2 separate regions of the Homo sapiens genome follow, and region 1 is linked to region 2. The links are chromatin contacts, found by Hi-C or POLR2A ChIA-PET in ENCODE. All regions are on one chromosome and are shown on one strand. Each heading gives the region's core, a stretch centred on a gene start or an enhancer-like site at or near the end of the contact. The rest is flanking DNA. Distances are from core to core; before and after follow the strand shown.

Region 1 (2,763 bases), core at 163-2,662, 40 kb after region 2:
GTGTGGTGGGTCTGTGATTGGCTCTGCTGTGGCTGAGCTGGTGTGGTAGCGGGTGCAGGGGATGCAGAGTCCCCACGGCCAAACTTTGTGACATCACCTAGGAAAGAGCACTGACTCCAGCCACTGCCCTTCCTCCAACCAGAGAAAGGCCACACTGGCTTCTGCAAACAGGAACAGGTCTGGCTGCCAGCTCAGCACAGGCTACTAAGAGGCCTCTCTCAGCTTGCTGTTGCTGCTTCCCAGCTCCTGGAGTTCGCGCTAGGCCGGCCCCGGGCTACTCCTCATCCATTGAGCAAACTCACCTGGATATGGATTATTAGCTAGGCTCCCATCTCGGCTGGCAAGCGCTGTGGGTGCAGCAAAGGGAATTCCATAGTAGTCCTAGGAGAGACCAGGGAGGCTTGATCAGCGACTGGCCCTGCTTGACTCCCAGGAGAGCAGAACCAGCACATGGAAGTGGTGACGCCACACTCCTGAAACAGACTCCATGCCTGAGAGCCAGCAGTCCCAGGGAACGCCAAGTAAATGGTGCCCCTCGGAAGAGTGTGCAACTAGGCGGCCTGCCTAACACATAAGCACACAGACCGGCCAACCCTGCAGCTTCACCAGGCAGAGCTGCTGGAGACCAAGCCTCACACATCCATTTGACACCACAGGCAGGTGCTTGTGTGAATGCCTCGGGCTGAACCAACTTCGCTGGCTTTTCTGTGTGAGAGACTAGAGCAGCTAGGAAAGCTGACTAAACAGAGCAGACCTGAAAAAGGAGGCAACAGAAGTGCAGGGGCCTGAAAGGTTTAAGGGGGGACAGGGGGCAGTGCCAGGTAGGCACGGGAATAAGCAGGACCCCAGGTGAAGCCCAGAACTGGCCTGTCACCACCTACACTGCTCTCAAAACACTGACATGGCCTAGGACAAGCTTGTCCAACCCACGGCCCATGACAGCTTTGAATGTGGCCCAACACAAATTCGTCTTTCTTAAAACATGAAATTTGTTTGCAATTTTTTTAAGCTCATCAGCTATCTTTAATGTTAGTGTATTTTATGTGTGGCCCAAGACAATTATTCTTTCAATGTGGCCCAAGGAAGCCAAAACATTGGACACCCCTGGCCCAGGACTTGGGGGAAGTATGGCAGATACAACAAAGTGTGGAGACAGAGACGGCAAAGCACAGTGGAGCTTCGTGGAGGAGGGGAGGTCTGACCTGACCCTCACTCACCATCCAGGGCCTCGCACTCCTGGACACACCTGGCCCCTGAGGAAAGGCAAAGCCCTTGGGCTGTGCCCGATCCCAGAAAGGAGCCATCCTGGCTGGGAATGGCACTCACACCCTCCAGGAAACCTCCCGGAAACCCATAGCAGCCTAGAACCCCCGGAAGAGGCAGAGCTGGGAACACACAGAGCTGCACAACTGAGGACGGGAGCAGAGAAAGCCCAGAAGGGGGAGCACTTTCACAGAACACGAGAATTCTCCAGGCAGGAACTAGGCTCACAAGCAGCAGAGGTGAACAAACAACCCGAGGGATAGAAAGAGCAACATATCTCAAAAGGTGGGCTCCAGAGGGTGTTTTCTCTAAGGCACAAAGTGATAAAAGCCAAAAGAGTGCTGTGAATAAGTGTGGAGACCACGGAGAGCCCCTGAAGCAGAATGAATCCCGGGGCTCAGCACCACCTCCTGCAGTTTGGGCCTTTGGCCGGCAGATTAAAGGGCTGCTGGTTTGCACAGTGGGGAGAAGCCGCTCCGCTCCCAGGCTAGGCCTCTGCTTCTGGAAATACGGCCAGCCAGTGGAAAGGGCTACTCTTCTGAAACAAGAGCAGCTCCGTCAGCTCTTTGTGGTGCAGCAGAGAAGGGAGCAACACCCACGGGGAAGAAGGCATCACTGCACAAGGGAGAAAGCCTCTTCCTCCAGCAACAGGAAAGACTGTATCCAGCAGAGGTGGTGTCCAAACTGCCTGCAACTCTCTGACAAGTGCCCTGGGAAATGGCAGAGCAAGAAGACAGTGGCTCCCAGGAGGAAGTCCTGCCCATGGGCAGGGCAAGGAGCGGGCCTATTCCCCTCTGTCCCCACAGTTCTGTTCATGTGGCTATCCCAGGAAAGGCCCACACTGCATTCTGGCACCAACGGTCAGAAGAAAGAGGCAACCCTGGTCTCAGAGTAAGGCTGCAACCACCAGGGACGTCCCAGGGCAGGCATTCTCACAAATCTAGATGGGAGGCCAGACCCAGAAGAGACCTTAAAGACCATCAGCTCAAGCCACTCACTCAGCTGATTGCAGAAGAGCAGTCACTGGCCATCTCAGACCAAAGACACTATATGGTACTCTGAGGAAGAGGAAGACAGTATAAAACTCCAGGGCCACGTAAGCAACCTCCATGTCTTGTGTCATATGGTTTTTCTTTTTAAAAAAGAGAGAGAAAACAAGATGGAGGAGGGAAGATAAGGACCAACATTTAACAGGGGACATGGCCTACCAGGGCCCCAGGTCCCAAAGGCCTTCATGTTTCCCAGGGATGAGCACTGGATACTCTGTGCTAAAGCTATGGTCACGCCTGGCACAACCGCCAGATGAAAACAGCTTTCTCAGTAGTGGTGCTGAGAGGTTCCTCAGGCAGAGGATCCTAAGGGCCAGAGAGTGTGGCAGCCAAGACCATAAGAGGGGGGACATGTAAAAGATTCTGAACCCTCTGCTCCGACCAGTCCATACCCCACTCACCACTGGCAGCCGTGACTGCAGCATCTGGAGCTCGTCATAGCCATAGATCT
Region 2 (2,700 bases), core at 152-2,651:
ATCAACAGTTTTTGTACTTAACAACTTAAGAATCTCTCTCTCTCTCTCTCTCTCTCTCTCTCTCTCTCTTCCCCCTCTCTTCCCCCTCCTACCCCCAACCCCTTTATTTTTTCTTTTTCTTTCTTTTTTTTTTTTTGAGACAGGCTCTTCCTCTGCTGCCCAGCCCTGAGTGCAGTGGTATGATCATAGCCCACTGCAGCCCCACCTCCTGGGCTCAAGTGATCCTCCCACCTCAGCCTCCTATGTAGCTGGGACCACAGACACCACCATACCCGACTGATTTTTAAATTTTTTGTAGAGTAGGGTCTCGCTACCTTGCCTAGGCTTGTCTGAAATTCTGGGCTCAAGGGATCCACCTGCCTGAGCCTTCCAAAGTGTTGGGATTACAGGCATGAGCCACCACTTTTTGTGGATTTTTAAAAATAATTTATCTCATTATTGATATTCAGTATTTATGGGTGAAACACCATTCTCATGCTTTCCTTTAAGTTCTTTAGCCATGATTTTCTTTAGTCCTTTGAAATGTTTAAAGGTTTAAAGATAAGCTGATTTAGTCTTTGCCTAGTAACTTGAATACTTAGGTTTCCAGTTTCTATTGATTCTTTTTTTTTTCTCCTGTTGTATGGACCATACTTTGTTCATAGCTTGTAATATTTTGCTGAAAACTAGAAATTTAAATAATATACAGTGGCACCTGCAGGAATCCAATTCTCCTCTTCCCCAGGGTTTTTGTTGTTGCCATTGCTGCTGCTGTTGTAATTACTGTTGACTTCTTTTACCTAATTATATAATGTCGATATTATTGTTATGTGTGGCCAGTGAATTCTCCACTCAGCTTAGTGGTCAGGTAATGATTGAACAGAGATTTCCTTGGTTTTCTAGAACCAGTTAGTTAGCTGGAATTTGTAGAGAGGCTCTGCGTATGTGTCATTGCATGTCTTCAACTTAATTCAGACAGGCATTTGCAAACTCTTTACTTTCTTGTTGTATACATTCTCAAGTTAAGCCAGAGGTATAAAGTTAGGGCCTTCTTAGGGCTTTCCTGAGCATGCACATAGTGCTGGGCATGTGCATAGCTCTACACATTGTCATGGTATTATAGACTCACAATAATTTGTCAGAGCTTTTCAGAACCATAATGGACAACTCTTAGCCCAGCCCAGCTTTTCCTTAACGTTTTTGGTTAGTCTGTTTTGTATTTTCCACTGCCTCAGGTACCTTTAAGATTAAATAGTTGCCTGCCATTGTTTTCAACAAAGCTGCCAGGGAAAATGTTTTCATATTGGCCAAGCTCCAAATCCAATCATATGTAGACAGCCTTGCAAGTGGAGTTTTCTAGGGAACCATTAGAAAAGTAAACTTAATGACAATTCTCTGGGAGTAAGGCTTTGGCGAAATGCCAGCCCATTCTATCCTCTCCAGGGCCTGTCAGCTTCCTTGGTTTTTACTTTGAATGTGTTTTAAGGCTGCTGCACAGCTAGAGTATAGGAGATTGGATTAGGGTAAGTTAAAATCACGTAGCTTGATGTTCTTACTGAATGTCAGCCATTTTCTTTAAATATCTACTCCTTGAATTGTTGCAAGCCTCTGGTTATTTTCTGGAATTCTGAAAATGATGCTTATAATTTTTGGCAATTTTCCCATTGCTTTTGTGGAAGAGAGAACTTTTCAGGTTTTCTGGATTTCTTCATATATAAAATACGGGGATACTGCAAAGGACGTTCACTGCAGCAGGATTTGTAACAGCAAAGGTGTGAGAAACAACCCAAATGCCCAAAATAAGGAAATAGTTTTATAAAATGGTTCATGTAGGTATACATTTGATGGAGTATAATGCAGATACTGTCAGTCATCCATGTAAAGAGAATATTTTATGGTGTAAAAAAAATGTTTACAATGTGATACAGGTGAAAAAAGCAGAATACAAAATACAGTATGTTGAAGTTTTTAAAAATACGTTTTGTAAGGGAAATCAGCAATGTCAGCATTTATTATTTCTGGGTGATAGAATGACAGTTAAATTATGTGAGTAAAAAGAAAAATACCGTTGTTCCATATTGTGTACTCTAAAATTAGATTATTTTGTTATAAAAATAAAATGTACAGAGTACTGTTTTTCACTTGTGAGGCAAGTTAAAATTATATTTATGTATGTTTGTGTATGTGAGTGAGTGTGAGTTTTGGTGACTTAAAATAGCCTTTTATAGGGGCAGGGCACGGTGGCTCACGCCTGTAATCCCAGCACTTTGGGAGGCCGAGGCAGGTGGATCACAAGGTCAAGAGATTGAGACCATCCTGGCCAACATGGTGAAACCCCGTCTCTACTAAAAATACAAAAATTAGCCGGACGTGGTGGCGTGCACCTGTAGTCCCAGCTACTCGGGAGGCTGAGGCAGGAGAATCGCTTGGACCTGGGAGGTGGAGGTTGCAGTGAGCTGAGGTCACGTCACTGCACTCCAGCCTGCTGACAGAGTGAGACTCCGTCTTAAAAAAAAAAAAAAAAAAAAGGCTTTTATAAATATTTGAAGGGGTGCTGTAAGAACTTACTAATGACCCTGGCACTGGGGATAACAAAGTATGTCTGAGCTACTTTAATCTCAAGAGTTTACTCTATGAAAGGAGCTTTGTTTCTGTGGCGTGTAGTAGGGTGAATTATTAGGCAGATGAATAAGTTATAGTCTCATTTATTAGCATTTCATT

What was found. Hi-C counts contacts between places; a loop is a spot of excess contacts on that map. ChIA-PET counts read pairs that join two places held with the same protein, here RNA polymerase II (POLR2A). Pooled maps may share reads with other maps.
Region 1: a loop to region 2 is called in a map of ascending aorta, with 6 times the contacts of the local background. The contact joins two enhancer-like sites. A Hi-C loop is called at or near these places in 4 of 168 maps with a recorded cell type or tissue (ascending aorta, heart left ventricle and heart right ventricle) and 1 of 50 pooled maps. POLR2A ChIA-PET finds 5 or more read pairs at or near these places in 6 of 52 experiments (BJ, H1, PC-9 and 3 more).

The regions. Positions count from the first base shown.
Region 1 is chr9:33,923,904-33,926,666 of GRCh38, forward strand. It overlaps UBAP2 (ubiquitin associated protein 2), which reads right to left. Exons shown (of 29, transcript NM_001370062.2): 22 at 2,714-2,761; 23 at 303-381; 24 at 1-97. Among named protein-coding and RNA genes, the nearest start is that of SNORD121B, 9.1 kb to the right of the region's middle. RefSeq lists an enhancer at 1,213-1,452. Within about 2 kb of position 1,413, at least 13 of the 41 ENCODE cell types and tissues checked have a DNase peak (open chromatin) inside an H3K27ac peak, as active enhancers do; they include heart right ventricle, where a contact is called at or near this core.
Region 2 is chr9:33,884,167-33,886,866 of GRCh38, forward strand. The region is part of intron 1 of UBE2R2 (ubiquitin conjugating enzyme E2 R2); the gene reads left to right. Among named protein-coding and RNA genes, the nearest start is that of SNORD121B, 49 kb to the right of the region's middle. Within about 2 kb of position 1,402, at least 2 of the 41 ENCODE cell types and tissues checked have a DNase peak (open chromatin) inside an H3K27ac peak, as active enhancers do; they include heart right ventricle, where a contact is called at or near this core.